2 separate regions of the Mus musculus genome follow, and region 2 is linked to region 1. A link is a loop called in an ENCODE intact Hi-C map of the cell type or tissue named here. Cell type or tissue: heart. All regions are shown on one strand. Links, peaks and the distances in the headings refer to the core of each region. The heading gives the core; the rest is flanking DNA. Region 1 overlaps Pias1 (protein inhibitor of activated STAT 1). Region 2 holds the start of Pias1 (protein inhibitor of activated STAT 1).

Region 1 (15,730 bases), core at 3,023-11,022:
CTTAACTCAAATATAAACTCATCAGTGTGTGATGAGTTTGTGATTCTGTCTTTTACGCGTTTCCTAAAGCTGGGCTCCCTCTGCTCTTTGCACACCCTTATGACCATAGAGGAAACCGTGCAGTCAGAAGCCGCTGTGTCCTTTGCCGTGGTTGTGCTGCCTGCTCTGTGAGCAACTTTCCTTCTGAGCCTCTTTGTAGTCTGTCTGTCTTCCTTAAGAAAAGTGTTGTTACTATTATTAAAAGTTCCTCAATAACCAGATAAATGTTAAAAAATCATAAAGTTGGTGCAAGATCAGGAAGGTAGAAGGTAAGGAAAAAAAGCTTTAAACAAAATAATTTAAAATAACATATCTCAGTCTTTTTCTCCAAATTCTGACTTAACCTACTCTTTTCATAGTTTCTTGCTGCATCATTTCATTGTAAAACCCCAGTTAAGAGGCTATGATAAATTTAGAAGATCACAGAAGCTTCATTTCCTACTTAAATCACTAGAGACGTCTTGTTTCTCTGCATTCCCACCTTTAAATGTTTACAGCTGCACTAATATGTAGTATTTAGAACATTGAACAGACACATGAAGACGCAGCCCACTGTATCTGATAGCAGTTGTATTCACATGCTCTTCTTTCTGTGGTTCAGGTGCTCTCCCCATGTTCCTGGGAGATGGATCACATTTGCCTCTTACATGTCTTGATTTACTGAGCCAGTTTCTAACTTGATGTCCCCCTGTGCTCCTCTCTCATTAGTTCCAACAGTTTCAGCAGTTCATTGTAAATTAGCATCTGCTTTCAAAATTCAGACTATAAAAAAGCTACTATATGTAATACATAATTACAATATGTCATGAGTTTCTGTTTGGCTAAAGGGATAATTCCCCCTACAGTTATTCCAGAGTAGTAAGGCCATATATTTTTAGGTATGTTTTTGCTCAAAAATAAAATACAGTTGTGATAACTCATCTATATATCAAATTTATGGAATCATAAAAAGAGATTTGTTCTTTGAAATATGTAAATATGCTGTCTGACTGTGCATAGAAATCTCCCTTTTGTAATATGCAGAGCTCAGAATAAATGAGTTTCTGTTATTTGTGTGCCATTTAGCTAAAGGCAACAAAAATAATTAAAATGCTTTTTCTCTTTGAGGATTGTCGGTTCTAATTTATTAAGAACAGAAACGGAAATGTTGAAAGTCTGATGATGTGAGCTGTTCCACAGACCTGTAAACCCAGCATAGATAATTTAGAGTTGATAGAAGAGAAAAAATAAACTAGAAATTTATTTTATGAGTACTTATTAGTATGAAAAACCTAACAAGATTTTAAGTATCAATCAAACTTTCTTATTATATGAAGAAGCACATATTGTCATGACATTGTAGGCTCCTGCTGGTGTAAGCCAGCTTACAGCTAGTTTTATTCTCATGCAGCATCATGAACCCTAGCATGGCTGAGTAAAGCAGCCTCACTAGAAAACATGTTTATGTTTATCCATTGATAATGCAGACACCCATCTTATCTTTCAAAGGGAAAGAACTAACTTTGTAATCCACAGAATAAACTGCTCAGTGCTTGCCCCTTCCGATACCATGTTAGAAACAATAGATGCTCGTTCGTCTGGTGGACACTTAAATCTAGTGATTGACTTTAAAGTGAGAGGTAGGGGTATTCTTCACATAAGTGTTATTTTATGATTCTTTGAGATGACATTTGTGGTATAGCTACTAAAAGGCCATAGGTGTGAACATGAGCTCTGGTTTCCTAGGCCGTTCTTAACTGTCCTTCCTGTACTGTTTACTTGTCAGTTTGCTTTCAGACTGTAGGTCACCTTGTTGGTGGAGCTCACCACAGTGTCGTGGGATTGTTCTCTTGCCTCTGTGCACAAAGGACTAACTGAACAGCTTTATGACACTCTTTACTGAACTTGTATTCCATTCTTATGATTTGATTTCCATAAACATATGAAAAAAAGGCCAAAGAACAAATTAGTTCTGGCAATAGAAGATCCTTTGCTTGTTTGCCATTAGCTAAGGCACTTATTAATCCATCAACATTTCTAAGGTATGATCTAGTTGATGGTGCTAAATCAAATTTTTCTTTATCCTTTTATTACTATATACTTTTAGTGGCGGGCCATTTGTTTGTTTTTTGAAATCCAGAATCATATTGCCCACGCTGGCTCAGACTCACCATTCAGACTGGGAGTGACCTTGAACAGCTTCCCTTTCCAAGTGCTGGGATTCCAGAGCCAGACAAATATGGGAGTAACAGTGCTAGAACTCAGAGCTTCTTGCATGTTAGGCAAATGTTCTACTGATAACATCTCAGCTCCAAATTCAGTTTTTATATCTTAAATTAGACCTTAGCTGTGAAGTGCAGATTTCTACTGATTGCTTAATATTCCATGAAGAAAGTATAGGTTGAAAGTCCGATGGGAGCTCGGTGCCAGCACATAAGCTCCCAGCTATAGAGCTGTGGGGCTCTCCCTGATGCTTCATGTAGACAGGAAGTCAGGAAGGAGGAAGATGTCAATAAGGAGCAATAAGCCACGTACTTTATTTATGCTTTGAAAGAGGCTTTCCTTTCACATTGCCTTTATTCCTATAATCCCCATGTGAATCCTATAATTCACATCTTTCAGACATAAAGAGTTTCTCCTAGGACTGCTAGCATGCACAGCTGACAGTCTGTCCATGTACGAGACTGTCTGTCATTCTGCAGTATAGATAGTGAGGGCGAGGACTCGGGTCGGACCTGTTTCCAGTAGGAGATGCACAAAGAAGTAAAGCAGGATGGTCTTGTTCAGGGTAGAGGCGCACAGAAAAGGTCACTCTCAGTCTCCTCCTGGTCCTCCTCTCTGTGCTTTGGACAAGATAAATGATGTTTCTCCTGGCTTAAGTTGTTAGCATGTTCTTTTAAAATTCTTTATCACTTCCTGTGGCGCACACCTTTAATCCCAGCACTAGGGAGGCAGAAGCAGGTGGATTTCTGAGTTCAAGGACAGCCAGGGCTACATAGAGAAACCCTGTCTCGAAAAAAGATGGCCTAGTTGGCCATCATTGGGAAGAGAGGCCCCTTGGTCTTGCAAACTTTATATGCACCAGGGCCAAGAAGTGGGAGGGGGTAGGTAGGGGAGCAGGGCGGGGGGAGGGTATAGGGAACTTTCGGGATAGCATTTGAAATGTAAATAAAGAAAATATCTTATAAAATTTTTTTGAAAAAAAATAAAGGCAAAGGGGAAGAAGAAGAGAGTGGATGGGATGAGGGATTTGTGGAGGGGTAACTGGGAAGGGGATACCATTTGAAATGTAAAAGAATAAACTGATTAATAAAAAAGTTTATTTCTAAAAATCAAAAAAAAAAAAATCTTTATCACTGCATCTGGTGGAAGTGAAGAGAAAATGGTGCTACTTTCTAGGTTGAAAAGGGGGCCTCGAAAGGTTAACTATCTTCCCTAGAAGCACAGTAAATCATTGGAATCAGAACAGTCATTTAGGGCCCATGACAGTTGGTTTCCTTGGTAGACAAGGAAATTACACATTTCCCTGAAAGGTTTGTAAGCCAAGAACCTTTTCCTCTTTTAACTCACAAACATATGGAAAGTCTTTTTCATGAACTTACCAAATAATATCATTATAGGGAGTGAGTAGGTTACATGTTCTGTGGCTATTATGGACTTTGGAAACCCTGTGGTGGTGATGGACATCATAATACCTTACTCCTTGTGCAGGTCCCCAGCAATATATCTACCTTGGGCCCAAGCAACAGCAGTGTAGGATTAAAGAAGACCTCCATATGTGGAGTAGAGTCAGCTAGTGTCAGCTCAGCCCACAATTATTGGGCAAGAAAAATGTCCCCAAATGTACTAGTGATGTCTGAGAGGGCTGTTGGCTGTGTGGTGATGCCCAGTGAGGAGAGAGATTCAGAGCGCACATCTGTCTCCTCTTCAGAGCTGCCCCAGCCATTATGCCTCACATCATGGAGGAAAGGCGGGGTTTGGGCTTCACCCTGTGAACTAAGTACTTATTCAGAGATGAGGTTGGAGGCCATGCTGATCTCCAGGTCTTCTTTTGTCTAAATCTCTACGTAGACGGTTCTTAACTTTTTTCAGGTTGAAGGCTGATTTAAGAGAGCATGTGAGAGTTACAAATACAGCTCAGTGGTAAAGTGCTTGGCTAGCAAGTGTGAGGCCTAGGTCAACACCCTTGTGTGCACGCACACACAAGGTGAGAGCACAGTCAGAGAGATTCAGACATTCCCAACAAGAGTCTCACTGCTCTTATGGTAGACTATCCATAGTCACTGTGTTTGATATCCAAACATATCATGTAGAACATGGTTTTTATATTAAAATTTTTATTTTTAAAAATTAAAATGTAAGCATAACATTTCCCATTTCCCTTTTCTAATCTCTTTGAAGTACCCCTTCCTTTGCTCACTCTCAAAATCACAGCCTCTTTTCTTTGTTTTTACATACAACACACACACACACACACACACACACACCAAATATATAAATACAACCTGCTCAGTCCATATGATGGACTGTTACTTGTATGTATATAATTTCAGAGCTGACCATTTGATACCTGATAACCGATTAGGATCACCCCTGGGAAAGACTGTTTCATCTAATCTCAGTATCCTTCAATTGTCTCTGTATAGTTCTTTGTCTAGGAGTGGTCCCCTGTCCAGGATTTTCCTGTAGCATGTCTGTTGGTATTATCCTTATTCAGGTCTTTTTAGGCAGCAGTATTGTTGGAGTATCAAAAGCTTCCCTATTGATCCTAGGAAATAGTCTAGGCAAGTCCCATGCTTCTCTGGCTCTTACACTCTTTCTTCCCCTCTTCCATGGTATTAACTGAACCTTAGGTACAGGGGTTGTGGACACACTACGCTTTAAATCACAGTACATGCATGTTGTATTTCAGGAAGTCATTATTACAGCCTAGGTTTTCAGCAGCACATACTAACATTGAACTTTCCCTTCCTTAAAGCTTGGGAAAATGCGACTGACAATCCCCTGTCGGGCACTTACCTGCTCCCACCTTCAGTGTTTTGATGCAACTCTTTACATTCAAATGAATGAGAAAAAACCAACATGGGTTTGTCCTGTCTGTGATAAGAAGGCCCCATATGAACACCTTATTATTGACGGGTATGTATGTTTCTATCTCTTTTTGTTTTTCTGCTATTCAAGTTTGTTGCCATCAGGTTTGAGATAAAACCTAGAGGTAATTTTTTCAAAGGTGTTTGTTTATGGAATTTTCATTATTCTAGAAATCAGTGAGTAACTAAAAGTGAGTAACTAGTATTGTAAATATTTTTCATCTTTTAGGATTTTTAAAAAACATTTATTTGGGAAGGTACATTGTAAACATATAGCAGTTAGAAGACAGCATTGGAGAGTTGGTTCTTTTCTTCTACCATCTATATTTTGAGGATCAAACTTGGGCTGTTAGGCTTAGTGGCAGGAACCTTTCCACCATCTTGGTGTCTCTCCCATCTTTAAAACATTTTTTTAAAGATTGATTGATTGATTGATTTTGTATGAGTACACTGTAGCTGTTTTCAGACACACCAGAAGAGGGCATCAGATCCCATTACAGATGGTTATAAGCCACCATGCGGTTGCTGGGAATTGAACTCAGGACCTCTGGAAGAGCAGTCATTGCTCTTAACTGCTGAGCTATCTCTCCAGCCCTTTAAAATACTTTTTAACATTGGTTTTATTTATGGCTGTATATATTCTACTTGTTGTGAAAACACATGCTTTTTCCTCTTTTTTTTCAGCACCTTCTGTTTATTATTTTAAAGCAGTAATTCTAAGCAGACGATATACGTGTGTGTGTGTGTGTGTGTGTGTGTGTGTGTGTGTATTGAGTACATCTAAGACCTACAAAGTGCATGCATTAAGAGGATGCATGATCAAATTTTGAGATTCTAGCAATTGAAACTCATCCAATAAGTAAATAAATAAACAAACAAATAGCTTTTGGTCCTAAACAAATGGCTTAGCAGTTAAGAGCTATACTGCTTTTATAGGTCACCCAAGTTCAGTTCCCAGCTCCAGTGTATCTGATAACCTTTTCTGGTTTCCATGTGCACATACCCCCCCCCCCCCCACACACACACACACAAATAATTTAAGCAATTTGTAAATACTACAGGTTCTTTTCAAAGTTGGGCTTTTTAGAAGAAGCTTGGCTTCTGTCCTGTCCACCAAGCCCTGCCACTTCTGTCCACTGTCAGGGCTCCCAGCCAAGGACAACCAGCTGATAGCAGTTCCTGTTGTTCTGCAGCTTCTGTTTCTAGCCTTGCCTTTCCCCTTTTGTGTTTTCGGTCTCTGTCCTCACCATTGCACACAGTGAGCAGAGGTTCTCCTTCTTAGCCATCTGTCTGTTGGTCTTGACCTGTTGATATTTGCCTGAGTCTGCCATTCCCCTTAGGTTTCTGGTTGCCTTTTTGCCACTGAACAAGAAACAAGGAAATGCATTGTGAAAAGAGAAAAATGCCTCCCTAATATTTCTAGTATTCTTCAGCAAAATACTCAAACAAGACAGATTATTTATAGTATATGAGAAAACATAAGAGCCTTGAAGACAATAATACAAGAATTGAATGTATTTGTCAATAGACTTACAACCCAGAGCTTTAAAAATGTTGAGTCTTGGGAGAATATGAGGAAGTAGTGTTTCCTGTTAGATTTTTCAGAAATGAAATGATAACTAATTTATAAATTTAGACTAATAGTAATATTTTACCACCTCTGTATAGTATTTATCTTAGTTCTTCCTTTTCTTATAATACAGATCTCTCTCGCTCTTTCAAAAACAGAACAGGAAATAAAAGGCATTTTTAATAAAACTTCTAGTTTAGTTTTTACATAAATTTTGATTATATGCTACTAATAACTTTTAGTACCAGTATATTTTATTTGGATTTAACTGTTGGTTGAACATCTTTTAAAATTTTATTTGTTTTATGTATATGAGTACACTGTAGCTTACTTCAGACACACCAGAAGAGGACATCAGATCCCATTTCAGATGGTTGTGAGCCACCATGTGGTTGCTGGGAATTGAACCCAGGACCTTTGGAAAAACAGTGTTCTTAACCACTGAGCCATCTTTCTAGCACTGGTTAGACATTTTTATATATATCCCTTCAGTTTATCAGATAAGATCTTTTAGCAATTTGCAAATATAGAATATAAAGTATAAAGAAAAAATTGAATGTATATAAAATTACCATCTAGAGATCATTAGTGTGTGCTTTTATTCACACACAGAATCTTGTTTTGAGATATGTTATTCCTTAACCACCTCAGTTTTTGTGAACATTTTTCTGTATCCTTAAAACTCTTGGGGATGAGATAAGGTGCTTGCTGCCAAGCCCAACAGCCTGAGTTTAAGACTTAAAACCCATGGGTGGAAGTAGAGAACGAACTCATACAAGTTGTCTTTAGACCTCCACATATGCACTGTGGCACCTACCCACCCATATAGCACAAACTAAAGAAATATTTTTAAGTTGTCGTTTCTTTCCAGGTTCCATGGCATCTTTATGTAAACTGTTTCCCGTGTAGCGCATGTGTGAGGGTGAATGTAGTTTGTCTGCTCTACTTCCCTGTCTTCCATTTACCTCTCATAAAACACCTGTGATCTAAGTGTTCTGAATTATGGTTCTCATGTCTCTTCACTTAAAACATGTTCTATTGTCTGTCTAGGTTGTTTATGGAAATTCTAAAGTACTGCACAGACTGTGACGAGATACAGTTTAAGGAGGATGGCTCGTGGGCTCCAATGAGGTCAAAGAAGGAGGTTCAAGAAGTCACTGCCTCCTACAATGGAGTTGATGGTGAGTGGCTTCCCTTGGCCTGGGTGGTTGCTTGCTGTTGTGCTACACCATGGTTTTTAATATAGAAATGCAGACTGTTGAAATTACTGAGCAGTGCAAATAGCTCAGTAATTCTTAGGTTATTGATTAAATGTCCACAAATAGCAGGATTCCTTTTAAATCAACTTTTTGCAAGCCTTAAGATGTTTATGGTACTAGATTTTCTTTTTTTCTTCTTTTTTTGTTTTCCTTTAGTTTTGTTTTGTTTTAGACTTTGGAGTCTCATATTTTGTATTCGCTTGGCTCTGCCTCCTGAATGCTAAGACCAAAGGTGTGCAGCACCATACTCAGCTACTTTTCTTTAAATATTTTCGTATATGTGGGGATAGATTTGACTTTGGTGATTTGCTAGGAGAGGACCAGTATTTTCTAGGTACTTTAGATGCTGTGTAGAAAAACATGTAACACACAATCCTGCTCTAAAACTACTTTTATTCTAAAGTAGATATAAAAGATGTATGTAGCCCTAGCTGTCCTGGAACTCACTATGTAGACCAGGCTGATCTTGAACTCATAGAGATCTTTTGCCTCTGCCTCCAGAATTATTGGAGTAATAAAGGCGTTAAGATATATTTTGATTATTCTAATTCAAAATTATTTTTCAAATAATTGATTAACAACCAATAAAAATGCCACCATTTTTAAACCCAGTAAAGCAGAGCTACCTTACTACATCGCTCTGCTACCCCGTGGTGTTGCTTTGCTAAGTGGATGTGCTCGTCTGCAGGGACACTGGGAGAAGAGGATTGACACGGGTCTTGCGTTTTAATCATTCTTGCACAGGTTGCTTGAGCTCCACATTGGAGCATCAGGTAGCGTCCCACAACCAGTCCTCAAATAAAAACAAGAAAGTCGAGGTCATTGACCTAACCATTGACAGCTCGTCAGATGAAGAGGAGGAAGAACCCCCTGCCAAGAGGACCTGTCCTTCCCTGTCTCCTACGTCACCACTAAGTAATAAAGGGTGAGTGCTGCTAGAACCTTTGCAAAACACTCATGTATGAAAGTTCATCTGCAAAGTAGGGTCAAGGCTGCCAAGTAAACCATTGTGTGTGAATACAAACTGGAGATGGACTCTCCTAGGGATGTTGTGTTTTTGATGAAGTAGAGTAGAGTTCTCCAAGAGTTTGTATATAGGATTCATCATATCAAGAGATGTTTCTGGGCCTCGAGAGATGGCTCAGCAATTAAGAGTACTTGGTGTGGGGCTGGAGAGATGGCTCAGTGGTTAAGAGCACCTACTGTTCTTCCAGAGGTCCTGAGTTCAATTCCCAGCAACCACATGGTGGCTCACAACCATCTGTAATGAGATCCGGTGCCCTCTTCTGGTGTGTCTGAATACAGCAACAATGTACTCACAAAGATCTGAATCCCAGGGCTCAGTGACCACAAGCAGTGACTGGGCAAAGCTAAAGGCCCAGAGTCACTCCCCAGAAGCCAAAGGAAGGAGAGGATTGACTCCGCAAGGCTAGTGTTGTCCAGTGGCAACCCTACAAGCAGTATACTCCCCCAGTATAATCACAAATAAAATAAAATCTTAAAAAAAAAAAAAAAAAAAAAAAGAGTACTTGGTGTATTATGCACAGTTCCTAGCACCCACATGGTGGCTCACAACCGCCTGTAATTTCCACTCCAGGGGATCTGATGACACCGTCTGGCTTCCAAGGGTGCACACACACTCACGCAGTCTTTAAAGAGATGACTCTGCTGCATTTAGCAGTTCTGATGCACATGAGGATCACCAAGAGGGTTTGGGTGTTGGTTTGGTTTGGTTTTGGGGTTTGTTTGGGTTTTTTTTGTTTTTTGTTTTTTTTGTTTTGCATTTAACCAGGGTTGTTTTGTTTTGTTAAGACTTGTTTTATTTGTATGTATGTGCTTGTCAGAAACAACCTTCAGTAATTGGTTCTCTCCCTCTACCATGTGTCAAACTTTGATTGCCAGACTTAATAGCAAGTGCAATAGCGAGGCAAATGGATCTCTGTGTGTTCCAGAACAACCTGATAAATGTAATGAAACCCATTCTTAGGAAAGAAAGAAAGGGTGGGGCGAGGGGAGAGAGAGAGAGAGGGGAGAGGGGGAGGAGAAGAAGGAGGAGGAGAAAAAAAGATGTCCTTTCCTCATATTTGAGGTGTTGCTCTCCTTTCAGGATCTGTTTACAGTCATTGTCCAGTTTTAGTCTGGTAGCAGCCATCCTGTTGAGAGTGTGTGCCGCATGAACAGTTGAGCCACTAGCCTCCCCCAAGTGGACTTGTTCAGTGTACACAGTACAGTTCTTCCTGTGAACTCCGGTGCTCTGCCACTCTGCTGGCCTTCATGCCCAGCCCAGACTTGGACAGCACAGTGCTCAGATACCTTAGTTAGCTCTTAGGAAATAGAGCAAGACTGATGTTCTCTGAATGTGAGGAGGCCCAATGAAGTGCCTTCCACAGCTCCTGTCTGGATCAAAACCCACAAAGATTAGATTTCATTTTTGCTGCTTGTAGGTTTTAGAACATTAGCTTAAAAACTGGAACCTACTTGCTGTAAAATGAATTCCAGTAGAGCACTTACAGTGGAAAGCTGGACACACCAGGTCATTGAAACTGGCTGCAGATGTGTGTGAGGTGCAGGAAAGAACTGCAGTGACTTGGGCTTCCCTGAAGTAGTCCTCTTTTGAAGACTTGTCTGTGGTTCCCAGGAGCCTCCCATCATGTTGTTCATAACCCCATCACTCATAAGACTGTTTGGGGCCACCTGGACTAGATGACATCCTGTCCAATAATATTAGTAGTCATAGTAGTGAAGACAACGTTGATGATGATGATTTCAACGTAGTAAGTGTTCTGAAGAACCTAGAGACCCAGATGGAATGCTTAGGTGACACATGAATTCTATGACAGACATATGAGGGACAAAATGTGACCTTGGTGGATCTGGATATCTTCAGCCTCCCAAAGAAATCAGGAGACAACTGTATTGTTATTTTTTTTTTGTGCTATGATTGCAAAATTAAGATACGTTCTTTTGAAAAAAAATGATACTTTCTAAAAAACAAGTATATAAATACTCTAGAGTTAATTTTACGGCTGTCAAAATAGTCATATGTGAACTCTGCAGTATTTTTACTATCTGAGTTTTTTTTTTTTTTAAATCAGGAAAATTTTGGAGTCTTTAGAAATCTAATATTTTTTCTTTGAATATTTATTATAGTTCTTCCCAAAATAGCCCTGTTTATTATGTTTGGAAAATTATATTAGTTGCATTAACTACTTTCCTGATTTGCCCATGATAAATTGAGCCTAAATACAGCTCTGCAAAGGCCAGAGCCTCCTCTGTGGATATGTAGCTAAAACCTGTATGTCTCCAGCATTTTAAAAGAATGGCTGCATCTGAGCACTGTAAGTGTTCACAGTGGCAACCAGCTGGTAGCTGTAGCATGAAGCCCAGCAGGTCGTTTGCCGCTGTGCATTATAACAAGGAAATACTTGAGAGCATTCACAAATAGAAGACAGGCAGCCGTCCACAACTGGAAAGAATCCGGTACTGTAGCACCTCGCTGAGTGTTCTATTCACCCAGAAGTTCCATACTGTTTGCTAGACTGAGGTGTTTGTGAAGACAAGCAGTCAGCTGCTTTCTCCTGTTAGAATCTCTTAAGCGTAGACAAGGACACAGCTGAGGAACGTGGTGTTTTCTAGAGGTTTACATTCACACTGATTGAAACACTTCTGTGCAGCACCTATTCCATTCAGAAATGTATAGTGCATATTTATAATTAGGATTCTGTTCCTGGAAATGTAAGCTTTGTGTCATTTGAAGTACTCTACCATTAAATTTGTACCTCCACCTACAAGTACCTGACATGGAGTATTGGAAATAGAAGATCAGGGGATGTGGTTCACTGGATAAAGTACTGGCTATAAAAGCAGGATGATTCCCCAGATTCTGTGGAAGGCCAGATCAAGTACCACGCATATCTAAATCAAGAAGGCAGACAGAGACAGGAGAAGCCCTGACACTCATAAGCCATCTGGCCCAGCATATCCATGAGTAGTGTAGGAATAGGCAGGGGAAGCTGTTCTCAGCCCTCCTTGTGTATGCATGCTGTAGCACCTGTGTACTACTCTAGTGCACAAACACACACTGCATTCGGAGTGAAGAGGCCTATATTTTTCCCTTTCTCATTACTTTGTTTTCCTCTGTGCCTGTTAGCCTTTCATGGTTAGGGGTTGTGTGGAGTGGTGCATAAATCTCCTTAGGACTGTCATAACTCAAAGTCAGTTCTTAAGTTTCTTTCTTCCTCCTTTTTTCTTTCATTTTGTTTGGGGTGGTTTGATTTTTGGGTTTGGTTTGGTTTGGTTTTGGTCTCGTTTTAGCATTTTGAGACAGGGTTTCTCTGTGTAGCCCTGGCTGTTCTGGAACTCACGCTGTAGAACAGGCTGGCCTCGAACTCAGAGATCTACCTGCCTCTGCTTCCCGAGTGCTGGGATTAAAGCCACAATCCACAGCCTGGCTGTCCTTTTTCTTTAAGGGAAGGAAGGAGACGGGTTTGGCATCTGGCTGATAAAGCCTGCTGGTGCTTTTCTGGAGTTCCTTTTTCCCTTCAGTTCAACCCTTATTTCTTAATACCTCTGTCCCTCCTTTATACTTTGGGACACTTTGGTGCCTTGTCTGCTGCTTTGATTGGCTTCAACAGCCCTATTATTTGACTATACTGATAGCTAAGCTAGACACTGGGTGCACCAAAGTCACTCCAGAGTTCACTCTGAGCAAGCTTTAAGTCAGCTTTCTTCTCAGTGCTCAGCTTGCTACATTGCCCTAGTTGTCTCTATTTTCCTTAACAGGGTATCTTAGTCAGGGTTTCTATTGCTGAGATGAAACAACATGACAAAAAAGCAAGTTGGCAGGGAAAGGGTTTGTTGGCTTACACTTCCACAGCACTGTTGATCATCTAAGGATTTGGGGGTAGAAACTCAAACAGAGCAGGAACCTGGAGGCAGGAGCTGATGCCCTCTGGAGAAGTGCTGCTTACTGGCTTACTCAGCCTGGTTTTTAACCAATCACTAGTTAAGAAAATGCTTTCCAGGCTCACCCAGGACTACAGAGGCACTTTCTCCTCTCAGATCAGATGAATGTGCCATGTGTCAAGTTGACAATAAACTTACCCAGCACAAAGAGTATCCCTAGAGTGTCACTCCCTACCCCATTCTGCACCTCCTTAGAAAGGACCACAGTTGCCTTTTTCAGGAGTGCCTTCCACCCGTGTCCAACATGGTAACTCAACTGGGTGTTGCTCCTGCGTTCTCAGAGTGGAGGATGGCGATCTAAGGACTGTGTGGACTGCATGAATAGTTTTACCGTAGCATCTCTGATTCTCCTTACAGTGTCTGCAAACACTACCACAAGCCTAAAGTAGTTCTTTTTTTTTTATTAGGTATTTTCCTCGTTTACATTTTCAATGCTATCCCAAAGGCCCCCCCATACCCACCCCCCCTAAAGTAGTTCTTACCATTGACTTTACTGTTTGTTTGTTTGTTTTGGGGGGTTTTTTGTTACTCTTAATTTTTTATCCTAAAAAGTAGGACTTATTGTGGTGTATACAATTGCATTTGCCAAACTGTTAAAGTGACTATTAAATTTTCTGAACATTTCTTTCCCCCAGCATTTTAAGTCTTCCTCATCAAGCCTCGCCTGTGTCCCGCACCCCAAGCCTTCCTGCTGTAGATACAAGCTACATCAACACCTCCCTCATCCAGGACTACAGGCACCCCTTCCACATGACGCCTATGCCTTATGACTTACAAGGTGAGTTCCTGCTCCTCTGCTGTGTCACACAGGCTGACAGAGTGTGCTGTGTCACACTCTGAGCAGCTGCAGTCTGGGGATGGGAGCGAGCGTAGGGGAAAGTGAGTATAGGAAGAACATAGCTTTGGGTCTTCATGATACCTTCCTCAGTAGCCAGCGCTCACTGCTCTGGAAATACTGGGGCAGTGGTCTTAAGGCATTGTGAGTTCCCAGTACTCCATAGGCTGTTGACATACTTCTGTATGTGGCCTTGAGTTCGATGGAAATGAGTGTTGGTTTTGTTCTTTGATGATAGCTGCATGTAACAGATACTGTGTGTATTACAAGAGATGGACTTACTGGATAGCCCTGGTTTGGGCCTAAAGCTCTCCATATAATAGACCAGACTGGCCTCAAACTTGCTATTATTCTCCTGCCTCTGCCTTCCAAGAGCTAGGATATTAGGCATGCACTGCATTGTGGAGATGCTACATGCCATGGCACACATGGAGATCTGAGGACAGCCTGCAGGAATTCATTTTCCTTCCACCATGTGATCTTAGGGATCAGACTCAGGTCATCAGCTTTGGTGACAAGAACCTTCACCCACTGAGACATCTTGTCAGCACTTTTTTATTGTCTTATAAGTAGTGACAAATTGAGACATTTAAAATTCTTTTGAATCTTACCTTTTTTTTTTTTTTTTTTTTTTTTTTGAGATAGTCTTTCTATGTAGTCCTGCTTGGCCTCAAACTCATAGATATATACCAGCCAGCATATACTGTCTTGCACAGACTCATCTTTTTTTCTTTTTTTAAAGTTTGATATGTCAGTACATTCATTTGTATCTTAAAAAGAATTTCAGCTATAGATTTATCTTTATAACTTAGTGGCTTATGGACTAATCATTTAACTTCCCAGATGCAGGGTACTCTGAGCAGTTTTCTAGACAGCTCTACTTACCTATTTGCACACATGCATCACTGTCGCTACATCCTGGGAGTGGTTGCCAGCACATTGCATTGCTGGTGTACTCAAGGTTGGACATCAGCATGAGACCATTGGTTTTCTTGCTCTAATGTTACCATTATATAAGTTAGGAAGGGTGTGCTTGCACCCGGGAATTAAGAGTCAGGCTTTTTGTGATGCCACCAGACACTTACTTTTAAGGACAGGGTCTCCTATATCTCAGACTCGACTGCCTCCTCCTCCTGAATATGAGGAGTAAGGGCATATGCCACCATGCCTAGCCGTACAGACACCCTTGGGCTTCAATCTGGACTAGATGACAGGAAGTAAACACTTTGACAGGGAGAATTAAAAGCTTTGCAATAATCTGTGTGACTCTTAAATTTTTACCTGTAAAGTCAACCCAAAAGTCATGAAAGACCCTAAGAGGCACTTGTGTGGAGTATAACTGGGTGGAAAGGATGCTTAAGGGCTAGGGGTGTAGCTCAGTGTGTAGCACAGTTGCCAGGTGTACATGAGATGATGGGTTTGAGTCTCAGTACCAGATCAATGGTAGGTAGGATGTGCCTGCAGTCCCAGCACTCAAGAGGTGAAGACTTGATTAAGAAGTTCCAAGTTGGGGCTGGCGAGATGGCTCAGTGGTTAAGAGCGCCGACTGCTCTTCTGAAGGTCCTGAGTTCAAGTCCCAGCAACCACATGGTGGCTCACAACCATCCGTAATGAAATCTGATGCCTTCTTCTGGAGTATCTGAGGACAGCTACAGTGTACTTACATATAACAGTAAATAAATCTTTTTAAAAAAGAAGAAGAAGTTCCAAGTCAGCCTGCTCTACAGGAGATTCCATCTAAGCAAACAGACAGGCAAATAGATAGATTAAATAAGAGCAAGTTACTGTTGCCAAAACTTGGGTTTTGTCCTTCATAGTCTACAGGTAGAAGTGCCGTAGAACCTTCAGCTCGACTTCTCATAGTTTTCAATTTGTTCTTTGGTTGGTTGGTTTGTTTGTTTGTTTGTTTGTTTGTTTTGGTAGGTTTTTGTTGTTGTTGTTTGAGACAGTCTTCGATTTCGCCTTAGCAGGCCTGGAAATTGCTGTGTAGACC
Region 2 (15,730 bases), core at 5,031-13,030, 80 kb before region 1:
TTCGAATTTGGTGATGCAGTCTAAGCTGCAGATATTTGAAAATCGTTATATTATAGACCAAAAGTCAAGAGTTGAATGATAGCTCTGGGTGGTTGAATAAAGATCACAGCTGAGTCTTAGAATCTCCTATCCTTCTTCTTTCTCTCTCTCTCTCTCCCCCCCCCTCTCTTTCTTCCTCTCTCCCTTCCTTATTCTCTCTCTCCCTTCCTTCCCCTTCCCTCCTTTTTTCCTTCCTTCCTTTCTTGTTCCCCTACCCCTACCCCAGGTCTCTTTGTGTAGCCTTGGCTATCTTAGAACAAGTTCTGTAGACCAGGCTGACCTCGAACTCACAGAGATCTGCCTCGTCTTTATAGCAAATTCCAGGGCTGAATAGTGAGACTCAGGAGAGAAAAAGGGTGGAGGGCGGAAAGGAGGGAGAGAGACGAGGAGAGAGGAATAGGGGTGGGGGTGGGGAAGCTACCTAGTAAAGAGACAGGAATGGAATGTTGGGACAGTGGCAGTGATGTGGAGGAAAGTTCAAGAACTCTGTTTCCAGAGAAAGCAATCACATCAACTGTTAGCAGTTCCCTCTAGGCAATTGAGGTAAGCCCTGGGAACTGAGAGTGGGCTTCGAAAAGGTGTAGATGAGAGCTCAAGATAGGGCAGGCAGTGGAGCTGCCTCAGGATAGGTTTGGAGGTAATGCCACTGAAGAAATGGGAACAAGTACTTGTAGAAAAATGAAGTCTTGTTTGTGAATTTATTCAGTGAAGAAAGCGGAGAAATAGAGTACCCATTGAAGGTAATTTTGGATCCAGAGGAAGCATAAATTTAAGTAAGGAATTTTGGTTATGTTTATATGCTGATGAAAATGATTCCTTGAAGAAAGGGGGTTGGAACTATAAAGATACTGGAGTAAAACATGTGGGCATGTGGGAGTGAAATAATCCAGGTCACTGGTCAGGACCTGGCCTTCTTGAATTCAGAGTAACCCAAATGTTAAGAGGATTTTGATAGTAAAAAGTTGATCAGTTAAAAAAGGCTGGGGTTTTGAAGGAAGCTTTTAGTAGATAGGAGTAAGTCTAAATATCAATGTAGGTGAAGAAAACCCTTCTGGGATTAAGCACACCCCACCCCCCCCAATCCATTTTTCTCTTGGTGAGCCTTTTAATCTCTATGCTGTTCATCACCATTAGTAATTATATCTTAATAGTTCACAGATCTGTACCCCATGAGCGACAGGTCAGGGATCTTCTCTAATTTCTGACTACCCAGGGTGACGCGATGAATAAATGTCTTCAGAATTTGCCTTAGCTACTACTGTTAAATGCTGTTTAGGAGAGTCCCTTTTTCCCCTCAGAGCTTTTATTTCGGAAAAGATACCATGGGAATGATATATATATATATATATATATTTTTTTTTTTTTTTCTTTTTTGGCCTAACTGCCTCATCATGAGGATCTGCGTAAACCCAGAAACGCTTCGTCAAATTCTCCTTAGACAAAACTGACTAATTGGCTAGTTGTGATCGACCGGCAGCTGGGTAGGGTACAGGTGCAGAACGCATCTTGCGCATGGGGGCGCGCCGTGGCTTCAGTCAACTGGGGCTCAGAGGGCAGCCGAAGGATGAGACTGAGGCCAACACCTCCCCAGATGTGGCCTCTTCCCTGGGCGCTACTGGCTCGGCCAGTGTGGGGGCGGGGAGGCCGAGGGGGTAGTAACTGTCAAACTCCCGCTTGGCGCCATTATTTAAATAGTGCGTGTGGGTCTCGCAGCTGTGCGTGCCCGGGGCGGGGCAGCGAGCTCCTGGAGTGGGGCGGAGGCCAGGGGCGGAGCGGGAAGGCTGAGGGGCGGGGTGGAGGCGGAGTCAAGTCCGCTAGAGGGGAGGTTCCAGCGCGGCCCCCGGCGAGCTTCATTGCGCTTGCGCTGACAGACGCAAGATGGCGGACAGTGCGGAACTAAAGGTAAAGCGCAGCTCGAATTCACTTCTAATATTCGGCCGCGGAGACGGCGCCGCGGCTGCCGGGGGGATGGGTCGGACCCTGGGGGGCCCGCTCGGGCCGGGCTCCACCCGAGTCTGGAGTTGTAGGCGGGAGAGGCGCTCCGGGCCTTAGTGGAGGGGGCCTGGCTGCGGCGGGCCGTGGGCCCCGGGTGCCTCGGGGGCGCTGACGGGTCGTCCCCGGCGTGTTATTGTTGTGGGCGCCTCTGGCGGGGGTGGCGGGGCGAAGAGAGAGTGAGTCGGGACGTGGCGGCAGCGGCGGTCCCCGGGGCCTGGGTGCCTTACCTTGCAGCCCGCCTCCCCCCCCCCCCCCCATGGGCAGCCAGGGGGTGGGGGGGTGTAGGCTGCTCTGGGAAGAGGGGGATCGGGAAAACTGCCCCGCTGCCGCTTCCTCTTCCTCTTTCGCCGTCCCGGGCTCCTGTCAGGCGCAGCGCTCGGACCCCCGGGAACTTGGCTCCGGCCGCCCCGCCCCTCCGCGGCGCCCAGGCGCCCCCGCCTCGCTTGCCGCCGCTGCCCGCCCGCCTGTCAATGGGTGCCCGGCCAGAGGGAATGCGCGATCCCGGGGCAATCGGCTAGGGAATACGAGGGAGAAGCTCTTGGAAAGTTTAGCGAGCCCGGAGCCGGCGTTGGGGGTTCGGCTAAAGGGTTGCAGGGGGAGTCTGCCCGGGCGGGACGTTACTGTTTCTCTCTTGATTTCGGGCCACCGGGGAGGGTGTGTGTGTGGTGGTGGGGAGCAACCCATTGAAAGAGTGTGCTTTTGGGAGCGGTGGTGGGGATGCAGCCACCTCTCTGCACTCTTGCTGTCTCTGGTGTGGCAGATGAGAGCAGCCTTGGGGGTCTCTAAACACACCATGATGGCGATGCTATAGCTGATGGAGGTGAATGGTTCGTGTTTATATCCCCCGTTGCCTTTTGTTTGTTAGGGACATCTTGCTGGCCATGTTGATTTAAACGAAATTCTCCTCCCACCCACCCCCCATCCCACCCCAACCTCCAATAAATAGAACGTTCCATCGTTCCTCTCAACTGTACCAATTACTCATGCCTCGCGAAATTAGATGAAAGGGTGCCCCCTTTCCCCCGCTTTTTCTCCCACCCCAATCTTTACCTGATGATGGCTCCTTTACTGAAGCACATATACCACTACACAAGCAGTTGGGGGAGGGCTGGTGGAACCCTTATGATTGGATTGTGACAAATGGGTCTCTGCTTGAATAATTCTGGTTTAGTAGCAGGCAGGCAGTTCTTAACTAACGCATATTATTTAGAGGCTCTGAACATGGTATTCCCTTCTCTGGCTTCCTGTGTGCGAACCAAACAGCTGGTTATAGCACATCTCTGTCAGAGTGGAGATTGGGCTATGCAATTATAAATCCTCAGGGAGATTTAGAAATTCTTTTTATAATCAATAAAAAAAATTATTATTTTCCCCATTATAATGAAATAACTTCTAAAACAAGCAGACCACTACCTGTGTTTCTGGACACTTTTCTTTCCGTGCACCTGTGTGTGTGTGTGTGTGTGTGTGTGTGTAAAAGCCTCACTGGAAGATCTTTTTTTCCTTAGTAACTTTGGAGTGTTAACATATCAAGATTTTTGTACAAGATTTGGGTATTTGTTTTTTTTAAGTTTACTTCTAATTACTAACTTGTTTAAGACAGAAAATCTTAATGGATAGCGCCCCCCCCCCCTTTTTTTTTAAGACAGAGGTTTGCTATGTTGCTGAGGTTGGTCTGGAACTCACTGTGTAGACAGACCATACAGGCTTTAAACTTCAGGGATCCTCTAGCCTCTGCCTCCTTAGTGCTAGGATTAAAGGGATTAAAGGCATTCACCACCATTCCTGACTTGGATAGTTTTTTTTATCCCAATTTCAGACTATTGATTTCACCAAGAAAGCCTCTGAAATTTAACATTTTGGAGACAACCACCTTGCATAAAAACAAACGAACAAAAAACCCCAGAGCTCAAGTATGTGTATTTTATGTAATTATTTTTCTGTCACTATGTTACTGTCATCTTTTATTTTTGATTTTGTTTTGAGGCAGGGTTTCTCTCTGTGTAGCCCTGGCTGTCCTGGAACTCACTCTATAGAACAGACTGGCCTCAAACTCAGAACTCAGAGATCTGCCTGCCTCCTGCTTCCCAAGTGCTGGGATTAAAAGCATGTGCCACCCCCATCCTCTTCAGAGTTGCTGCTGTCTTATCTTTGCTTCCTAATACTTTTTAGGAGTCAATTTGAAAAATAGCTGGCCAAGTTTTTTATACATGGACCATGTAGTAAGGCTTGAAAACCATATGGGAAAAGTACCTGCAAAGAACAGAGTACCTTTGTTGTTTCTATTTTAAGAAAGTGCCTTCGGGGCCAGGCATAGTGGCCCCATACCTTTAATCCCAGCCTTTGGGAGGCAGAGGCAGGTGAATCTCTTTTTGAGGATCAGCTGATCTACAGAGTGAGTTCCAGGATAGGCAGAGCTACTTAGTAAGATCATGTCTTGATAAAATAAAGAAATAGAATAAAGAAAAAGGAAAAAGAAAGAAGAGTGCCTTTGGGGATAGATGAGATTCCTGGTGTGAGTCTTGTTAGGTAAAGTTTACTCTTTACAGAAATGAGTCAGTATCACACAGACTCTGAACACTTAATGGAAATGGTATTTTTCTAAAACTGGTCTCCATTTTTTCACCCTCTCTAAAAGCTACTTGAAATTTCCAGAGGGTTTGTTTTCCACTCTTATGTTTCTGTTGTATAATTTTTCAAATTATAATAAGTGTTTTGACACATTGGTGTGTCATTGTGTGTGCCTGAGACTTAAAGGAGCTGTGATAGATTACTTAGCTGGTGATAGCTGTGGTAAAAGTCCTGCTAAGGCTTCATTGTGGTATTGCTGCTTTGGAGAGTAGGGGCGATGATAACAGGAATGCATATCTTTGTGTGTGTGTGTACAGTGAAGTTTGGAATATATTCCTTTCAGAAATATTTTCTTTAGGGTGTGCATGTGTTTGTGTGAGTGATGTGTGAAAGATATTGGTCATATATGCTAATAAAATAGGGAAAGTCTAAATAATTAGGGGGAACCCTAGATTTTTTTATTTTTAAGTTTTAAATGAAAATACAGAACTCTAATGGGAACTGCTGAGGAAACACTAATTTTTTTTCCTTATCCCAATTCACAGCCCACATTTGACTGTGCAGTGGATTGTATTTATAATTATTTTCCTAATGGCCCTTTTAGTGAATCCTTTTAAATCTATAGTGATTCTGCTAAGATCAGATGGGAAAAACAGATCCAAAGCCCCCGTAGGGATAGTGCAAGCTTGAAGATATTGCCAATAAAAAGTAGATTGAGTCATACATATCAAAATGAGTTCTCTGTGCACTTCTGCTTATGAAGAGTTCAAGTTTTCATTAGGGGAATACCCACAAATGATTTCTGGGAGGCTGTGAAGGTGAAGGCACTTCAAACGGGGAGGATGTGCAGCCCAAGTGATCTTGGTAGCGATAACCTGACAGTTTCATTGTAGTTACTTTGATTTGTTGTTTTCTTAAGACAGTCTCTCTCTGTGAGCTCTGGCTGGCCTGGAACTTGCTACGTAGACCAGGCTGACCTCCAACTCACAAAGGTCTGCCTGCCTCTGCTTCTTTCTCTGCAGTGCTGTGATTAAAGGACTGCCACCATGCCTTTTTAAAATTTTATTTATTTATTTATTTAATTTATTTATAGACAGCTCCCTTGCTTTTAATCCTAGTAACTTAGAAGGTTAAGATTTAAGTAATGTGAGTTCTAGGCCAGCCTGGCCTTACATGGCAAGACTCTATCTAGAAAATAAACCAGGTTAAAACTAAAGAGAAAAAAAAAAAAGACTCAGATGACCACAAAATACCCTAAAACAGTGGTTCTCAACCTTCCTAATGCTTTAGTACAGTTCCTTATGTTGTGGTGACTCCAACCATAAAATTATTTCGTCGCTACTTCATAACTGTAATTTTGCTACTTGTTATGAGTTGTAATTTAAATATTTGATGATTGGCATATCTGAAAAGCCATTCCTGTGAAAGGGTCGTAGTTCTGCCTCTAAAGGGGTCAATACTCACAGGTTGAGAACCTCTGGTCTAAATGAAGAAAAAACCACAATGATAACAAAAATAAACATTTTTCTTTTAGAGTCAGGACTCACTCTGTAGTTCATAATGGCCTGGAGGGTGACAGCCTTTTTGCCTCAGTCTCCAGAATGCTGGGATATCAGCATGAGCCACCACACTCACCTTCCAAAGTCATTATTTTTTCTTAAATGTCTTTTGCATTAAAACTCAAGTTGTATTGCTGTTAACTCATAGAAGGAGCACTGGGGGAAGGATTCATCACTTTCAAGGAGTAAATAATGGAATCCAATGAGCAGGGAAGCCTACTTTTAAAGTATCTGCTGTGGAAGTGTATCAGTACATTTTGTTGTCATATCTGTCTCTTTATTTTCAACAAATAACCACTTAGTTTTGATCTCTGTGGTGTAATTCGTCTGCTTTTATTTCACATAGAAGCAAGTAAGTCTGACATGTTATTCATGGATTTGATTTTAATCTCTCTGACTTGCTTTTATGAAGTGCTGCATTTAGATGGCTTTTGTTTTATGTCACTTCTTGGGAACAGTATTTTAAAACAATTTGGAAAACACTTAAGTTTTTAAGTAGTTGATGTAATTGTTTTGAAATATTGCCGCCTTTTCCTTGCTGGTTTTCTCCGGGTGACTGCATTGTCTTTCTCTTCCAGGAGTGTCTCCTAATCCCCTTTGATTGCAGTAGCTGATTAACCTTGGGTTCCTCCTGGTGAACTCCATCAGCATGCTGTTCCAGGGTTCATGCTGAGGCTTTTGATTTCAGTGTAATTTGTACCCTTTCATGCTGGTAACTAGGGGTAAGAAAATAAAGTGGCTGTGTTTGTAGTGGGATCTAGGAAGAAGTATCTGCCTTCAGAAAGTGGGATTTTATAAGCTGTAGCATACTAAAAACTAAACAAGAGCTTGGTTCATTACTTCACAGAATTGATGGTACTGTTTTCTTAAGTGTTCAGCTCTGTCACTAAGCATTTCTTTTTTGTGTAGCTCTAACTGGCCTTTAACTCACCGTGTGGCTGAAGAAAACCTTGAGCTCCTGATGTTGTGTATCTCTCCTAAGTGTTGGGATGATGGGCATAAGCCACTATGCTCTACTGTCTTCTTCTTTTTTTTAAATTTATTTATTTATTTTATGAGTACAATGTCACATCCCATTACAGATGGTTGTGAGCCACCATGTGGTTGCTGGGATTTGAACTCAGAACCTCTGGAAGAGCAGTCAGTGCTCTTAACCACTGAGCCATCTCTCCAGCCCTCTACTCTCTTCTTTTACTGTTTGAAGAATACTTGATACCTTAGTTTTGTAGTGCTATTCAGTTTATAATGTATCACATAACTTTTGCTTTTCGCATAGTTCTTTGATGTAGTAGGAGGGGAATGAGCAAGGTAAGGAAGCCTGGCCAGGGCAAGTGTTACCAGCCGGCCTCCCTAAAATGCCAAGGCAGTCCTGGAGTTGTTTAAGATGCCTAGCTCACTAAGTATTGTAATGCTGCTAAGACATTTCCTTTAGTTCTATGCCTGGCTATTTTGTGGGGACACTATGCATTTCCAGTGTAGAGCCCTGGCTGGTCTGTATCTTACGATGTAGACCAAACTGGCCTTGAACTCACAAAAAGCTGCCCTCCTTTTACTCCAGAGGACTGGGATTAAGATGAGTGCTAACGTGCCTGGTTTTGCAAATCTCTCTTTAAAAACATTTGGACTTTGTTAGTTGGAATCCTACAAATTAATTTTCTTTCTTTTAAATTTTTTTTGAGACAGGATCTTTTGTTTGTTTGTTTGCTTGCTTGCTTGCTTGTTTGTTTGTTTGTTTCCAGACAGGGTTTCTCTGTGTAGCATTGGCTGTTCTGGAACTCACTCTGTAGACCAGGCTGGCCTCAAACCCAGAGCTTCCCCTGCCTCTGCCTCCTGAGTGCTGGGTTTAAAGGTGTGCGCCACCACTGCCCAGCTAGTTTTGTTTTTTTCTTCCTTTTTTTCCCCTCTTTTAATTTTGAGGTTTTATTTTTATTTTATGCCTTTGAGTGTTTGCCTAAATGTGTATCTATGCATTATTTTCATGCAGTGCCCACAAGGGCCAGGAGAGGGCATCAAATCCCCTGGAATTAGAGTTACAGAACATTTCTCTGCTTTGTGGATGCTAGGGATCAAACCCTGGCTTCTGAAGAGCAGCCAGCTCTTAGCTAGCCACTGAGTCATCTCTCCGAACCCTCACTGTTTGGTTTTTAAAAAGAGACAGTCTCACTCATACTAAGACTAACCTCCAACTAACTAAGCATAGCAATTTTTGCAATTACTATTTTGCTTGGAAATTTTTTTTTTTTTTATAAAATACTAAAAAGAAGACAGAAAAATAGCACTTATAATTTTAACTTTCAAAAATATTACAGTTAGCCAAGCAGTGGTGGTGTATGCCTTTAATCCCAGCACCTGGGAGGTAGAGGCAGGTGGATTTCTGAGTTCGAGGCCAGCCCGGTCTACAGACTGAGTTCCAGGACAGCCAGGGCTACACAGAGAAACCCTGTCTCGGAAAAAAAGAAAAAGAAAAAAGAAAAAGAAAAAGAAACACTACAGTTTAACATCTGGGGATCTATATGTAGACTTTCAGTGACTGTAGGTATATATATGTATACACACATATGTGTGTGTATATATATGTATATATATTCACAAGAAAGAATCACAGTATTAAAAATTATATATATATATGTATATGTACATATATATGTAAACAGACACACACATGCCCAGTATACATATAGTATACATACACACGTATGAATATTGTCACCTATAGCTCAGGTTGTCTTTTAAGTTCCCTATGTAATGTAGGATGACCTTGAATTCCTGGTCCTCCTCTCCACCTTCCGTGTTGGGGTTATAGGCAAGCCTGATGTATGTCATGCTGGGACTTGAACTCAAGAGTATCATGAATGTTAAGCAAGCAATTTATCATCTGAACTATATCCACAGCTGATACTTTTTGTAATCTGTTATTTTTGTGACAAGCCTTTCAAGTTTGTAGATATAGATCGAGGTTGCTTTCTATTTTATTCTTCTAGTAGCTCAACTTTATAAAGTTGCTTCTCTTTGGGGAGGGGCCTGGTAGTGAACCCTTCTTGTGATGTTCATGCTTTGGCGGATAGCCTTGTATAGAGCTTTGCAAATGATTTTAACACCTCAGACCTTAGAGCTGTGTAGAGAGCAGTACAGCTCTTTCTGATTCAGGTGCCCTAAGTGGAGTGGATTAGTAGCTTTTAGCTTATTTCTTGTTTAACCTTCATTGTTCCTATTTCTTTTGTGTGTCAGGTGAGATTACATTGATAAAGAATGAACTCCATGATGATATAGCATATTTAATTGATTTCAAGTATGTTTGATTTTGGAAATTATATTAAAGTAATCAAATATTGTGAGTTTTGTGCACTAGGTGCTTGTCAGTTTTAAATGGCATGTTGAAACTTTATTGAACATTAATATAGAGAAAGTGGAAATGAGAACAACTTTTCATTTTTTAATGTGAAATCAGTGTTGCCATGGTTTTAAATTAGTAGGTAATGCTGTTTGGAGGAGCTAGTTATGGAAAGGTTACATAGGCTGTGAAAATATTTTTCTATTTTAAGAAGAAACCTTTTTGGGTTATAGTAATTAATAAGTGCACATGTAAGTTAAGAATACTTTTTTTCTTTTCAAGGCTCTGTCACTGTGTAGTCTGGACTAGTCTCAAACTCAGGGTTTTCTTTTCTCATCTTCCCGAATGCCGAGGTTGCAGGTGTGTGCTACCACCCCTGGCGAGAGCACTGCTGTATCTGGAAAGTCGTGAATCATGGAAGGAACCAGTGATGAAGTTAAGCTGTGGGATAGATTGTGTTCTACATTTGTTGTAAATTTGCTCACTAGTGTTCTTTCTGAGTAGGCGGCAGAAGTTTTTAAAGTACTTAGTTGTTTTGTCCTATAAGTGTGGATGACCCAGGGTTTATGCTTTGGCTTTAGATAGTTACATAGTGACTCACAGACGACCCCTGGGGTGAGCCGAGGCACAGAGCAGTAGATTCTGTGTAGTCAGAGCTGACTCTAAGGCCAGCCACTACAGTGCACGGTGTGGCCTGCTTGAGGCTTTATCAGGGTATAGCTCCCTCCTGTGCACAGCGCTGGCGTGGTAGCCCTGTGCTTTGCTAATCCTACCTAGGCCTCCCTCCTGTGTTCTAAGCCCTCTGCTTTTGGTTTCAGTGGTCTCACGTGAAAAGGCAGAAAAGCCTTTCCCTCAGACTTTGGTCAAGAAACCACCTTTTATTTTTTTCTTAAATCAAGAAAATGAAACAAGTGTGAATGTTTTAAATAGGAACCAGTTCTGGATATTGACAGCACTGCTTGGTGCGAATGCTCTTGCATTTGAAACCATCGCTTCCTTACCTTTTCTGCTGTTCTTGCTTTCAGTTTCTCTTTTTGGTTGTCATGTTAATTTCACACAGACTGTTCCTTCACCCTGTGACTTCTGTCTATAAACACTCTTTGTGGAGCTAGGTCTGGTGGTGCACGCCTTTAATCCCAGCACTTGGGAGGCAGAGGCAGGTAGATCTCTGAGTTTGAGGCCAGCCTGGTCTATAGAACAAGTTCCAGAACGGGCAGAGTAATGGAGCGAAACACTGTCTTACCCACCCCTTGCCCTCCCCACCTCCCCAAAAAATCCACAAAAAGTTCAGTGAACAAAACAAAAATAAAAAACCTCCGTAGCTTTGCCTTTAACAGTCAGTCTTAGCTGGTATGATACTCAGGGCTCTCTCCAGTTTGACTGCAGACCATTTTGTGTGTCTTGTACTTTCTTGGCTGTAGCAGAAAGGTCTATAACTTGAAGAGCAGTTACTCATTTGCTCTGTTGCTGACTGTGTTCCCTCCTAGTAGATGTTTACTATCTTTCAGCTTCACAAATGATGTTACTGTTTGTTCTCCTTGGGACCCAGGCTGATGCACATGTCTGTTGTGACAGTCTAAATTGGAAGCATCTCTGAACAGTGTCGTGTCTTTACTCTTTCCATGTTGGTACTTAGATTAACTTGGATAGTTTGTCCAGAATAATGTTTTTGGATGTGGACCATGCGGTGGGTATCTTGGAACTGGGGCAGTGGATGGGTTGTTGTTAAGCACCATGTATAACATTGAAGTTACTCATTGACTTTAGCCCTGACTGCTGCAAAAGGAAAACAAAAAGTTCTAAGTACTTGTTTTTGGTGTCTTGAAACTGTATTATGCTGTGTATCCCAGGTTGCCCATGAACTGATAGTAATCTTGCCTCAGCTTTCCACTTGCTGGGACTACAAGACTGCATGGAGTGTTTGATACTTTGTTATGCTGCTGTTGAAAGCAATTACCACCCCTCCCTCCACCCCACCTCTTGGTTCTGAGAATCAAATCCAGGGTCTTGTGCGGTCTCTACTATTGAGCTGTTTATTTAGCTGTACTACATTTAGTGTAACTAGTCCAGTATTAGTGTTGGGATTGGATTTGAAGATAGATGTGACAGGGCCAGGCAGTGGAGGTGTGCATACCTTTGATTCTTCTGGAGGCAGAGACAGGCAGATCTCTTGAGTTTAAGGCAACCTGATTGTACTGGCTAGTCTTGTGTCAACTTGACACAGCTGGAGTTATCACAGAGAAAGGAGCTTCAGTTGAGGAAATGCCTCCATGAGATCCAACTGTAAGGCATTTTCTTAATTAGTGATCAAGGGGGAAAGGCCCCTTGTGGGTGGGAACCATCTCTGGGCTGGGAGTCTTGGGTTCTATAAGAGAGCAGGCTGAGCAAGCCAGTAAGGAACATCCCTCCATGGCCTCAGCATCAGCTCCTGCTTCCTGACCTGCTTGAGTTCCAGTCCTGACTTCCTTGGTGATAAACAGCAGTATGGAATTGTAAGCTGAATAAACCCTTTCCTCCCCAACTTGCTTCTTGGTCATGGTGTTTATGCAGGAATAGAAACCCTGACTAAGACACTGAACTACAGAGTGAGTTCCAGCATGACAAGAGTTACACACAGAGAAATCCTGTCTGGAAAAACAAAACAACAAAAAAGTAGATGTGATGAATGTAACAGGTAAGGGTATTGGCTTAAGGAAAAATGGACTGTGGCCTTAGGTTCTGGTAGTGCACAACAAAGCACTTCTGCATTTAAGTTTCTGAATGTGAGCAAGTTTGTTTCTAGTTACATGACACAGTGCTTAAAATAGAACTTAGCTAACTTGTACTTATATGGTGAATTTAAGGTGTTTTCCTAAAAAATTGTCACATGGGTCTTATTCTTAGGATCAGAAAAGTTTCAGAGTAACTATGTAGTTTTGTTTTTAAATTTTTAAAGTATCTCTCCAAAGGTTATTTATTTTTTCTGTTTTAAGGTGCTTTATTTATATCATAATATCTTTTTAATTGACGTGTACTTGCACATATGTATGAGGTAAATGCTTTCCCAGTACTTTAAAATCATTATGGCTGGGATGGTGGCTCCTTTGATCACCAGCACTCAGGTGACTGGGGCAGCTGGAGGCCAGTCTGGTTTACATATGTAGTGACTTCCAGACCAGCTAGGAGTAGTACATAATAAGACCCTGTCTTGAAATTAAATAGATAGATGGAGAGAGAGAGAGAGAGAGAGAGAGAGATATTGAGATTGTGATTGTTGTAGATTCCAGGCTTCTACAAGTTGCCCAAAAAAGGAATGAGGAGGAGGTGTCAGGGTTCCTGACACTTGACTGAGCAACCCGAGGAGGGGACAGGAGGGTTACGGTGGCTCCTGATTTCAGAGGTTTCAGCCCATGTTTGTCCCATTACCGTAGGCCTGTGGTAGAGCTAAACATCATGGTGGCAGGAGCTTAAGAAGAGCCATCAGAGAGGAGGGGGCCAGAGACAAGGCACCCTTCAAAAGCACTCCCCGGTGACTGACGTCCTCTATCAGGGCCCCACTCTTAAGGTTTCTTCCACTGGTTTCTAAAATAGTACTGCTGCCGGGGACCAAGTTCTGACCCACACGAGCCTGTGGGGACACTCATATTAAACCATAACATTCCATGCTTAGAACTTGGGTTATAGTGTAGTAGCTAGGATTTGATTATTATTTACAAAGTGTCTCACATTCTTCCATTCATTTATGTGTTTTGAATGTGAGGTACTAGACTATTGGCTTGAGTGTATATATAATTACTTAAGCAGAAAATGTATGTGTTTTATGATTATAAGTGCAATGCATCAACTATTACTATCATAGGGGTTGTTTCTCAGACTCCTGGTGTTTCCCTGGGTATATCTAGGTCAAAACCATTTTTCTAGTACCAGTAGGACTTTGTTTGGTATGCTGACAATTACAACATCAGTGATGAATAAAGCCATTGTGATTTTCAAGATCCCTGCTGTGGTGTGACTGAATTATACCAGTGGTATAGTCTCATCATCAGACTTTTGGAATTGAAATAGATATATGCTTTAAAAATAAAACAAACTGGACAGGTTATGTGTCTGGATAGTAGAGTGTTTGCCTAGTTTGCCTGAGGTCCTCAATATGATTCTCAACACACACACACACACACACACACACCCACACACACACACACTTTCTCTTCCTCTCTCTTTCTCTCTATTTCTTTTTCTCTCTCTCAAGTAAAAGTGCACACACATGGTGTGGGAACTCAGGAAGACTGCCTGGTTACATTTAATGCCCTTGATGAAGGAATAAAAGTTAGTGATTTGTCATTGAGTCCGTCTTAGCTTACCTTTTAGAGCGTGTTGTTTGAAGTGCTTCTCCTGGTAGCAGGCCTGATGATTAGCTCAGAAAAGAGCTTTGTGCAGTTGTTGAGCTGCAAACGAAACTAGCTGCCTTTCTAAGTAGAACACTATTTTTACTTGAAATAATTGCTTGGCAAAGTGTGGTTATACAGAACAGGGTGGGATTTGGCATACATTTTCCTGAAAATAAAGTAAGCCTGTCACTACAAGGAAAACAACTGACAGTATTCATTGCTAATGATAAAATTTAAGCTTTCAAGGGGAAATTGAATTTTGGAAAACTACTGCACTTGCCACTAAGAGTTTGACAGATTGCACACTTTACTCCTTTGATGCAATTGGTGTGATATGAGTAAGCGAGCTATGCTTTAGACAGTAGTGAGCTGCATCACTTTTTGAAGAAGTGTGGAACTTGGCAAATTCTCCATGTTTTGACATGAGATTTCATGTAGCCTAGGCAGGTTTTGGACTGTGGATGTAGCTCAGCGTGACCCTCCTGCCTCTTTCAAGTGCTAGGATTTTAGGTGTGGAACCACCATGCTCAGCTGAACTCAACTTTTTTTTTTTAAATAACCAGTGCATGGTTTTATAAAGTCATGTATGAGAAAAAAAGATCAATTGGAGTGGAGATTAGACCAATGAATTTTTGTTTGTTGAGATAGGATTTCATGTAGTCCTAACTGGTTTTAAATTTGTTTTTGTTGTTGTTTTGAGAAAGGGTCTCAGGGATCCCAGGCTAGCCTCAAGTTCTCTATGTACCTAAGATGACCTTGAACTTGTGATCTTTCTGTGTTCACTTTTAAAGTGTTAGGATTATAGACATGTACCACATTGTTTGTTTTTTGTAGTGCTAGAAATTGAACTCAGGGCTTCCCAGGGTTTCCTGCTAGATAAACACTCTACTAAATGGAACTATAGTCCAGGCACTGACCTTCGACCTCCTTTTCTCCTCTTTGCACTTACCAAATGCTGGTATTACAAATGTGTACCACCATGCTTTGAAATGACTTTTGGTTTTTTGAGACAGAGTTTCTTTATATAGTCCTGTCTAACAATGAACATTTGTTATTTATTAAAAGTCATTTTGAAAGTCAGGTGTGGTAGTGCACACCTTTAATCCCAGCACATGCCTTTTGAGTTTCTGTGCTGACTTCCCTCAGTGATGGACTGTTAACGTAGGATATACTACAATTAAATAAGAAACCCCTTCCTGGAGTTGCTTTTCGGTCATGGTGATTATCACAGCAATAGAAACTCTAATTAAGACAAAATCCAATGTTTTCTGTTTTGATTTGTAATACAGTAGATTTTTCTTTTTCTTTGTAGTCCTGGGGTTCAAACCCAGGGCCTCTTCTCTGATAGGCAAAGAGTTCTTCCATTGAGCTTCAGCTCCAATCCTAGTAACTTAGTTTTGATAGATTCAACACAAAGGGAAAGGGCTATCTTCCGTTTCCTTCCCTCCCTCCCTCCCTTCCTTCCTTTCTTCCTTCCTTCTTTTTTTTTTTTTTTTTTTTTTTGTATAAAATAGAGTTTATTCAGGGCATAGGGAGGGAAGTTAAGAGGGTAGTAGAGGCAGAGAAAGGCAGAGAGAGGGAGAGAGTAGAGAAGTAGAAGTCGGCCATGAACATGTGGAGAGAGGGGGAAGGGAATAGGGAAGGGAGGGAGGAAGGGAAGAGCCCAAGGGGGCAAGAGAGAAACAAGAGAACAAGAGAGGCAAGAGCCTCCATTTTCAAGATTATAAAAACTGTGATAATGTAAATATTTTTTGAAAAAATATGAAGAGTTATACTACAGGAATTTCTAGTTTCAAATGAGACTATCCCTTTTACTCCATTTCTGACATTTTTTTATAGTTTAAAAGACAAAAAACCGTTTGCTTATA

The links. Peaks named below come from ENCODE experiments on the same cell type or tissue, not always from the same donor. Only the 100,000 strongest peaks of a DNase experiment are listed, where the experiment ranks them.
Region 2: it touches region 1 in a loop (2.1-fold over the local background); 3 of 42 quality-filtered maps call a loop at or near these places.

What each region holds. Positions count from the first base shown.
Region 1 is chr9:62,885,258-62,900,987 of GRCm38, reverse strand. Pias1 (protein inhibitor of activated STAT 1) reads left to right here. Exons shown (of 14, transcript NM_019663.3): 9 at 4,997-5,157; 10 at 7,729-7,859; 11 at 8,682-8,862; 12 at 13,538-13,680. Among named protein-coding and RNA genes, the nearest start is that of Calml4, 35 kb to the right of the region's middle. In heart, for the core only: no CTCF peak of the experiment used is centred there; a DNase peak (open chromatin) is centred at 6,267.
Region 2 is chr9:62,967,059-62,982,788 of GRCm38, reverse strand. It overlaps Pias1 (protein inhibitor of activated STAT 1), which reads left to right and starts at 1,910. Exons shown (of 14, transcript NM_019663.3): 1 at 1,910-1,941. The coding sequence starts at 1,918. It overlaps Gm35574 (a long non-coding RNA gene), which reads right to left and starts at 2,275. Exons shown (of 6, transcript XR_379535.2): 1 at 2,262-2,275. In heart, for the core only: CTCF peaks have their summits at 8,169 (motif pointing right) and 10,221; a DNase peak (open chromatin) is centred at 10,188; H3K27ac peaks cover 506 bases.